Regions from separate parts of the Homo sapiens genome. Here region 2 is linked to region 1. The links are chromatin contacts, found by Hi-C or POLR2A ChIA-PET in ENCODE. All regions are on one chromosome and are shown on one strand. Each heading gives the region's core, a stretch centred on a gene start or an enhancer-like site at or near the end of the contact. The rest is flanking DNA. Distances are from core to core; before and after follow the strand shown.

The links. A loop is a pair of places that touch in the nucleus more often than their neighbours do. ChIA-PET counts read pairs that join two places held with the same protein, here RNA polymerase II (POLR2A). Pooled maps may share reads with other maps.
Region 2: a loop to region 1 is called in a map of naive thymus-derived CD4-positive, alpha-beta T cell, with 10 times the contacts of the local background. The contact joins two enhancer-like sites. A Hi-C loop is called at or near these places in 1 of 168 maps with a recorded cell type or tissue (naive thymus-derived CD4-positive, alpha-beta T cell) and 7 of 50 pooled maps. POLR2A ChIA-PET finds 5 or more read pairs at or near these places in 1 of 52 experiments (activated CD4-positive, alpha-beta T cell).

The regions. Positions count from the first base shown.
Region 1 is chr21:29,194,325-29,199,006 of GRCh38, forward strand. The region is part of intron 1 of LINC00189 (long intergenic non-protein coding RNA 189); the gene reads left to right. Among named protein-coding and RNA genes, the nearest start is that of LINC00189, 3.2 kb to the left of the region's middle. RefSeq lists enhancers at 1,702-2,901, 2,159-2,398. Within about 2 kb of position 2,152, at least 17 of the 41 ENCODE cell types and tissues checked have a DNase peak (open chromatin) inside an H3K27ac peak, as active enhancers do.
Region 2 is chr21:29,448,134-29,452,818 of GRCh38, forward strand. All of the region lies in intron 1 of LOC107985486 (a long non-coding RNA gene), which reads left to right. Among named protein-coding and RNA genes, the nearest start is that of BACH1-IT3, 46 kb to the right of the region's middle. Within about 2 kb of position 1,543, at least 2 of the 41 ENCODE cell types and tissues checked have a DNase peak (open chromatin) inside an H3K27ac peak, as active enhancers do.

The DNA of each region.
Region 1 (4,682 bases), core at 902-3,401:
TACAATATAAAATAAATGTGTCGGATTTAACTCAGGAATTAATAAGGTGATAAATAGATGTTGCAAGGAGTTCAAAAGAGAACCACACATTTATGGTTAAATAAGGAATGTGAAATGAATTTACAAACAAATGCAAAACTGGCAAAACTGGTCAATATCCACACAAACCCAGTTTGCATTTTCATGGACAGAGATTATTTGCATTCCAATCAATTTTCTCCAAGGTAACTTCTGTGTCTAAAGAGTTGTGAAATAGCCCAATCAGAGGCAAACAAAGGCACAGATAACCCAGACGGATGAGCTAGACAAAGCATTTCACCTTTTTTCTCTACGTATTCTTTCTTTACCAGGGTGATTTTGGTGCATCTGACACCTTTTCAATGATTAATAAATCAAGATCCAGAAATTAGTGAATAAAATTAAGTATTGGGGACTGTAGGGGGAAAACATTTCTCTCTACTCTGCATATCTTTTAGCTGGGGCAGACCGCCGCAACAAAAGACTGATTAACGAGGGAAAAAAGGACGTTTCATAACGTGTATCTTCTGTATACCTGGGAGAAACTTAGAGAAATGAGCAAATCTCAAAGACATGGCTTTGAATTCAGGCTTAAATCCTATCTTCCACTGAAACAAAGACAGAAGGGTGAGGGGAAGGCCAGTTATGGTGAGACGCCCAGGAAAACACAGTAAGCAAAGGTCAAGTTTGTTATGCAGATCTAAGTTGGTGCCTTCTCCACTGAGTCTCTAATGATTTAGTCATCCTTCTCATCCTGGTACAGAGAGGAAGACACTTACAAATGGAGATTTCCTTTACAGATATACATTTTTCTTACAAAAGGGTAACTTTTACTCTGTTTTCAGAGCTTCTCCTGTGTCTGCAATTTCTCAAAATACCTCAAAATAATCCTTATGCCAAACAGGCATATTTTCATCTCCTACAGGTCAAAGATATTCACATTCAAGAGTTTGGGAATGAAATTCATTTTGGATAATAATATAAAAATCAAGGTTTCTTTTGAGGGCATGGCGTTAACTAATTACAATTTGACACAAAAATGGAACTGTCATTCTATTTTCTGTACATGGTCCATGAAATACAACATGAGAATTTGGAATGATTTGGGTCAGTTATCCAACTACCAGCAATCTCCTTGTAACTCACAGATCCCCCTCTATAATAATCACAATGATAATAACAGCAATAATAATAAAAACTGTGACACCTGAGTCTTATTGATCCCTTAACAGGTGCCAGACGCCGTGCTAGGTGTTTTAGCTATAATTTCTTAAATTGAATTTCCATAATAGCATATACAGTGGATGTAATTATGCTAATTTGTGAAATAGCAGTTCATGCCTTCCTTCCTCTCAGCCCCTCTTTTCAATAAAGTAAAAAAAATTTAAGCAAACAAGTTTCATTGAATGATCTCGATTATAGTATTTCAAAAGCGTGGTTCAGGGAACTAAACAGCCATCCTTCTTTGGCTATGGTTTCCTCAACAACTTGGCTTCTTTCCCCTCAGTTTGAGAAGTTATATATAACTTTATGTAATCACTGATGTTTAATTTCTGTGAAATGCTTTAAAAAGCTCACAAGATATAAAACTCTCATTTATTCCCCTTTTTATAAGTGGAAAGACTTGAAGAGGACTTGAGTCCTTTGCTTTTACAGAGTTAGGGTCTAGAGCTGTTGACTTCTAGCCATTCAGAGAGAAAACATCTGAAAGAGTTATGCAGTGAAATCACAAAGCAAACATTGTTTGGGGAACTAAGATAGTATCTAGACTACACACACTGAAAAGCGAATTTATGTCCACACTTATTTTCTTCTTTGCACTCCTCTCTCTCCTTTCTTCTTCGTCTCTGTTCTCTTTATCCACTTCATATGCTGCAAGAGACATTTAGTACCTGACTACACAAAAAGAAATGTGCTGAGTTTGACTTTCTTTTTTGCATACACTAGGGAACTAATTTTAGCGTATGTTGCATTCTTTTATAAATGACTTTTTTTTGGCTGTCTTAGAGTTCTAAACTCTCGCTATCGTGCTGTGCATTTTTATTTCCCTGCTTTGCACTGTGGCAGAAAGAAAGCAAAAAGCCATCACTACACTAGGGGCGCCCTCTAAATAAAGACGGCTTTCCCCAGGTCTGACTGTGACTTTCCCCCACCCCACTAATGGAAAGGGTTAGAAAAAGGAAGTAGCATGAGTCACTGCTATTGCCACACCCTCAGGAAAACCCCTGCTCCATCTTCCTCTTGTGCTACGATGACTCTTTCTAGCCAAGGTCCTGGGTCACAGGAGCAAAGTTTTCAAAACATACTCATGAGTTTCTGGAGGAATGCAGTGTCGAACTGATTGACAACAACAAGAATCAAAACAAGGTTAGATACCAAAAAATAAAAATAAAAAATTATTTGACTGAAAAATAGAAGAATGGGTCTGATCCAAACATTCATTTATGAGCTGGTTGTTTGAAAGTGAAAACGTAGTTTCCATTTTTTACATATACATCCTCGATGATTGTTAGGACTGCTAGACTATCCACTCAAGGCTATCCTACACCCAAATGGCTGAGGTGCGTGTAATATTGTTTCTGTGGGGAAGGTTCAGTTGGCTTTCCTGTTTGGTTACCAGGGACATATTTTCCCATCCTTCACCACGGTTCTAACAGCTGGTGGGGTGATGTTCCTTTAGCCATTTGGCTGGGCAATGAGAATAGGACTTCTGGAGACAAAAATACTTGCCACAGAGATAAATCTGGGAAGGAAGAGGGGAAAACCCTGATTTCTGTTGTGGAGGAGAGAAGGTAATTTTGATATGGACAGAAGACAGGGAAATATTGGGTAGAAGAGGGTGGTTCCCCAGCAAAGTCCCAACCCTCAAGCCTTGAGACCCGTGGCCGTAAGTGGGAACAGGCATTATGTGCCCCAAAAGTTGCCTTTTGGCTCGCCATGCCCCTCCATCCTGTACCCATATAAACCCTGAACCCCAGGCTCCAGAAGCAGATGAGCAGATGAGGAGACAAGCAGACAAACAGCGCAGCAGAGAAAGAGAGAAGAGAAGGAACATCTGAACGCTGAGAGGAGCTCAGCTGGGGGTGGTTGGAGGGGAGTTTGACTGCTGGATGGCCAAACTCCAGGGGAAGATCATCTTCCCACTCCATCCTCCTCCCAGCTCCCCATCCATCCTGCTGAGAGCCACCTCCATCACTCAGTAAAACCCCACATTCATCCTTCAAGCCCGTGGGTCACCTGATTCTTCTGGGATGCTGAGCAAGAGCTAGGGATACAGAAAGCTGCCATACTGGTCCTCTGCCCTTGCAAAAAGGGGCCGCAGGCACCCACCCCTAGATACGGGGCTGGAGCCCAAGGCACTTGCCCCAGCTCCTACACCTGTCAGTCTGTGTGTTTCCCCTCCCATCAGGGGTTTGAGCAATGGTGACAACTGAAGAGCAGTGGTGTCGACTGAACAGGCGAGCCATACCTCTGTTGCATGTCCTGCGAGAGGGATCAGGAAACTTTCCCGTTTCAATCTGGGGCAACTGCCTGGGTCATTTCTGTCACTAGGGATGGGAAAATAGAGGAGAGGCAGGAGAAAATGTGGGGCAGTGGGAAGTGATGGTCTTGGTGAGGAACAGAATGAAAAGTCATACCTTCTAGGAGAGTGAGGACTGGTTTGCTGTCCTCACTTGTAGGTGTCAAGTGGTGTCGCATTGTAATTTTTATTTGTATTTCCCTAATGACAAGCACGTTTTTATGTACTCATTGGCCATTTGGACATATTTGAAGACATGTCTATCAAATTGTTTATTTCTTAATTGGGTTGTCTTTTTATTGTTAATCTCTAGGAGTTCTTCATATATTCTGCATTGTATATTCAGTCTTTGATTATATATATTATTTGCACATATATTTTTCCAATTCTGTGCGTTGTCTTTTTGTTTTATTGATTGTGTCCTTAGAAACGGGGTTTTTGATTTCTATGAAATCCAATTTATCTGCTTTTTCTTTTGTTGCTTGTACATTTGGTGTTATATCTGTGTATTAGTCCCTTTTCACACCACTGATAAAGACATACCCATGACCAGGCATGGTAGCTTGCACCTGTAATCCCAGCACTTTGGGAGGCCAAGGTGGGTGAATCACTTGAGGTCAGGAGTTCAAGACCAGCCTGGCTTAGATGGTGAAACCCCATCTCTACTAAAAATACACACAAACACACAAAATTAGCTGGGCATTGTGGCACATGCCTGTAATCCCAGTTACTTGGGAGGCTGAGGCAGGAGAATAGCTTGAACCCAGGAAGTGGAGGTTGTAGTGAGCTGAGATTGCACCACTGCATTCCAGCCTGGGCAACAGAGCTAGACTCCATCTCAAAAAAAAAAAAAAAAAAAAAAAAAAAAAAAAGACATACCCGAGATTGGGTAATTTACAAAAGAAAGAGGTTTATTGGACTCGAAAGTTCTATGTGGCTAGGATGGCCTTACAATCATGGCAGAAGGTGAAAGTCACATCTCACATGGCGGCAGACAAGAGAAGAGTGAGAGCCAAGCAAAAGGGGTTTCCCCTTATAGAACCATCAGCTCTCATGAGACTTATTCACTACCATGAGAATAGTATGGGGGAAGCTCCCCCCATGATTCAAGTGTCTCCCACTGGGTCCCTCCCACAACACAACA
Region 2 (4,685 bases), core at 293-2,792, 250 kb after region 1:
TTATTGTCATTAAGAAGGAATTCATGGATTTTTTTACTTTTTAATATTTATTTATTTATGAGACAGAGTGAGTCTTGCTCTGTCACCCAGGCTGGAGTGCAATGGCACAATCTCAGCTCACTGCAACCTCCACCTCTCGGGTTCCAGCAATTCTGCCTCAGCCTCCCAAGTAGCTGGAATTACAGGTGCACACCACCATACACAGCTGAATTTTGTATTTTTTTTTAGTAGAGACAGGGTTTCACCATGTTGGCCAGGCTGGTCTCAAACTCCTGACTTTTGATCCGCCTGCCTCAGCTTCCCAAAGTGCTGGGATTACAGGCGTGAGCCACCGCGCCTGGCCTCATGGATGTTTTTATTCCTTCGTTTCTTCTATGTTCAATAATGTCTACCTGATGCTATGTGAACAACCTCTCTTGGCTGGAGATAATTCTCTTGGGGGAACCATTTTTTTTCCCTTAGAGATTAATAGACATTATTCCATCATCACCTGGCATTCATTGGTATGGTGAATAAATCTACGGCCAGCATGATTTTTTTTCTTTTTGTGAGTGATGTGCATTATTTGTCTGGATGACTGTGTAATTGTTTATTCTTGATGTTACTTAGTCTACTAGATGGTTCTTGGTGTTGAAAATCCCCTATAACACTTGATATGTTCAATTATGATATGAGCTTTTGTTCAGGCTCATTGGTTGCTCTTTGAATTTTGGGATATATGTATATATATATCGTATTGTATAATACGATATATATATTGTATTACAACTTACAACATATTTTTTCAGTTTCACTTGTTGATTATCTCACGGGCACCAATTCTTCTTTGGCTATATCATCTTTGTCCTCCATGTAACTTAGTTCCTTTCTAATTGTTTAGATGTCTTTGTTTTTTAAATTTGCATTCATTATTTTTATGTTCAATTTTCCACATGTTAGTAGCTTGCTCTTTAGCAATGTCTATTCAGTTCCTTGCTAGTTCTAATACGTTTTTTAGTTCAGAAATGATGTTGATTTGAGCATCAATTTATTGCCTCAGCTAGGCAATTTCTCTTTTCATCTTATTCTATCCTTTTACCATCTTACCGTATTCATTTAATAATTACGTTGTTTCATAGCATAACACAGTGGTAGAGCACTTTCCCTCGTTCATTGAGTAATTTTTCCTTCTAGCATTGGTTCTTTGTCTTTTTGACATTCTGCTCCCTTTTCTACTCCCACCCTTTTGGCTGTCACATGTTTGCATTGTTGCCGTGCTATTTTTTTTCTTCTTGCTTATGACTTGGCAGTCCTGTGCTGATGTTCCATTTGATCTGGTATAGAGCTGGGTGATTTCTTAACCCTCTTCCTGTCATATGAGAGTTTGTTTTCCTCTGTAAGCTACAGTTTGATAGTTAAGTCTTTTGCTTCTACCCATTTTTGAGTCGCCTAAGGAGAAAATAGAGGATACGAAGAAAGGTCGGCTGAGGAGCTCTCTTTTAGGATATTTAGGATCTTTTGTGCCTTTGAGGTTTTTTGTCACATACGTGTTCTGTAACACTTGGCTAGGAATCATATATTTTATTTCCGCTTGGAGGCAGGAAGGGCCTTGAGCTTTAGCTTGTTCTTCAGTTGTACTTCAATACAGGATGTAGGTCTGTAGTTTCCATTTTCATCAGAGAGAGTTATGTACATTGTCTGCTTTCTCCATTTAACCTGCCTCACCCCAGGAACCACTCCATCATTCTTCTGTTAAGAGAGAAAATGATACAGATATATGTTCAGTCTGCTTCTGTTCAGGTTGAGGGTATTAACAACAAATTTCAGAACTTTGTAACCTCAGTGACACTCCTTCTGGGATAAGCTGAGGTCCACTAGGAGGGAACTGGTTTGGATGCCAGCTGTACTGCACCCCTCCCCTCCACTGAAGAATGCCCCCTCCCCTGCAACTTTCCTTCCACGATTTCGTTTAATTATTTTTCCTTCTGTAGGTTGCTGTAGCTCTTCTTTGCTCACTTGCTAAGTGTCAGGGGAGGCAAGTTCTGTGTTGCACTTTAAATTTATTATGTTCATTCAGAAACCCTGCTAAACACCTTAATAGCAATGCTGGGAGGAGAATATTAGCATGCCCAGGCAGCAAAGGAACAACAAAGCCCAGGGTTGTTAAGCGATGTGCTTATGGCCGCATAAATTAGTATGTGGAAGATTCAGAAAGCAGGCCCATTTTTTTCCATTCCAGACCATAGCTTTTTTTTTTTTTTTTTTTTTTGAGACTGAATCTCAGTCACCCAGGCTGGAGTGTGCAGTGGTGCGATCTTGGCTCACTGCAACCTCTGCCTCCCGGGTTCAAGTGATTTTTGTGCCTCAGCCTCCTGAGTAGCAGGAATTACAGGAGCCTGCCACCACGCCCTGCTCAGTTTTGTAATTTTAGTAAAGATGGGGTTTCACTATGTTGGCCAGGCTGGTCTTGAACTCCTGACCTCAAATGATCCCCCCAACTCAGCCACCCAAAGTTCTGGGATTACAGGCGTGAGCCACTGCGCCCAACCCAGACCATAGCTTTTTGTATTACAGTCCCAAATACAAGTTAATTATTTCATCAATTAAACAAAAATATACACATATATATTATATAATGTATATACATATATATACATATGTATATATTATATTGTATATATGTATATATAAACATTATATATATATGTATTTATACGTATATTTTATATATACATATGTGTGTGTGTGTGTATGTATAGTTCTACAGTCCTTGACGTATTTTGAAAATTCCAAAATTGGCTGGGTGCGGTGGCTCACATCTGTAATCCCAGCACTTTGGGAGGTTGAGGCATGCTGATCATCTGAGGCCGGGAGTTTGAGACTAGGCTGACCAACATGGAGAAACCCTGTGTCTACTAAAAATACAAAATTGCCTGGGTGTGGTGGCGCATGCCTGTAATCCCAGCTACTTGGGAGGCTGAGGCAGGACAATCATTTGAACTCAGGAGGCGGAGATTGTGATGAACCAAGATCATACCATTGCACTCCAGCCTGGGCAACAAGAGCGAAACTCCGTCTCAGAAAAAAAAAAAAGAAAATTCCAAAATGAAGGGTTATTTGGGAAAAATCTATAAGCTTACCTTTGTTCAATAGACACATTCATGAACAGCTGTGTGTAAAGTTATGTCTAGATAGAACAATATTTAAAATGCATAATTGTGTACACTATTTTAAATAACCCTGGATAAGATATTCCAAAATTTAAGGAAAATTGTAGTAATTTGATTTTTTAAATATACACATTTTAGTTTTGTGTGTGTGCATGTTTAGAGTGAAGCACACTCATATAGGAAGTTATTGGCTGAGCATGGTGGCTCATGCCTGTAATCCCAGCACTTTGGGAGGCTGAGGCTGGTGGATCATGAGGTCAGGAGTTCGAGACCAGCCTGGTCAACCTGGTGAAACCTCCCTCTCTACTAAAAATACAAAAATTAGCTGGGTATGGTGGCACACGCCTGTAATCCAAACTTACTCGGGACACTGAGTCAGGAGAATCACTTGAACTTGGGAGGTGAAGGTTGCAGTGAGCCAAGATCATGCCACTGCACTCTAGCCTGGGCGACAGAGTGAGACTCCATCTCGAAAAAAAAAAAAGAAGCTGTCAATATCAAGAGGCTTTGTAAAACCTCCTTTGAAGGCATTTAAATGAGAATTTTTTTTTTTTTTTTTGAGACAGGGTCTCATTCTGTCGCCCAGGCTGGAGTGCAGTGGTGCAATCTCGGCTCACTGGAGCCTATACCTCCCGGGTTCAAGTGATTCTCTTGCCTCAGCCTCCCGAGTAGCTGGGGCTACAGGTATGCACCACCACGCCTGGCTAAGTTTTGTATTTTCAGTAGAGACGGGGTTTCACCATGTTGGCCAGGCTGGTCTTGAACTCCTGACCTCAAGTGATCCGCCCTCCTCAGCCTCCCAAAGTACTGGGATGACAGGCGTGAGCCACCGCACCTGTCCTGTTTTTCATTTTTATTTTTTTACCTAAGCTAGGACGTTTTGTTTTTGTTTATTTTGATCTGTACTTGCTGTCCCTGGGTATAATGTGTAGAGGGTTCTGTGTTAGGGCCTGAGTCTTATTTGTATACTCATCGCTCCAATTTTCTGATTCAGTGGTTCTTATCCTACCCTGTACACAAATATTATCTAGGATGTTTGTTAAAATATAGCTGGGACCCAATTAGAAATTCTGACTCAAAAGTATTGGGGTAGGACTTAGGAGTCTGCATTTTAACAAGATCTCTAGTTCCTTTTAAGGAAGATAGTCCATTGACTACAATTTTAGAAACACTGCTTTAGATCATTTAATAGTTGAGATTTGGTGTATCAAGGGGCATTTCCCCAGCTTGGTTATCAGAGATGGAAGTATTCCTCATGTCTCACAATAGCCCTAAAGGATAGAACACCTGATATAAAATGGTGCTCTTAGTCACATAGAAAAGAATGTGGAATTTAAGATAGTAATGTTAGGGGTAGACATTTGAATAAATAATTTTTGCCTAATTAGCTTTCAATGGTTAGCTTATGACAGAAAATGTGCAAAGGCAGATATTAGAATTTTACAATCCTTCTGATTGAAAATAGTAATTTTTTATTTTTTTTTCTGTTCTATTTAGACCTTTAATGGCCTGGGTGATATCCACCTACCTCGGTGA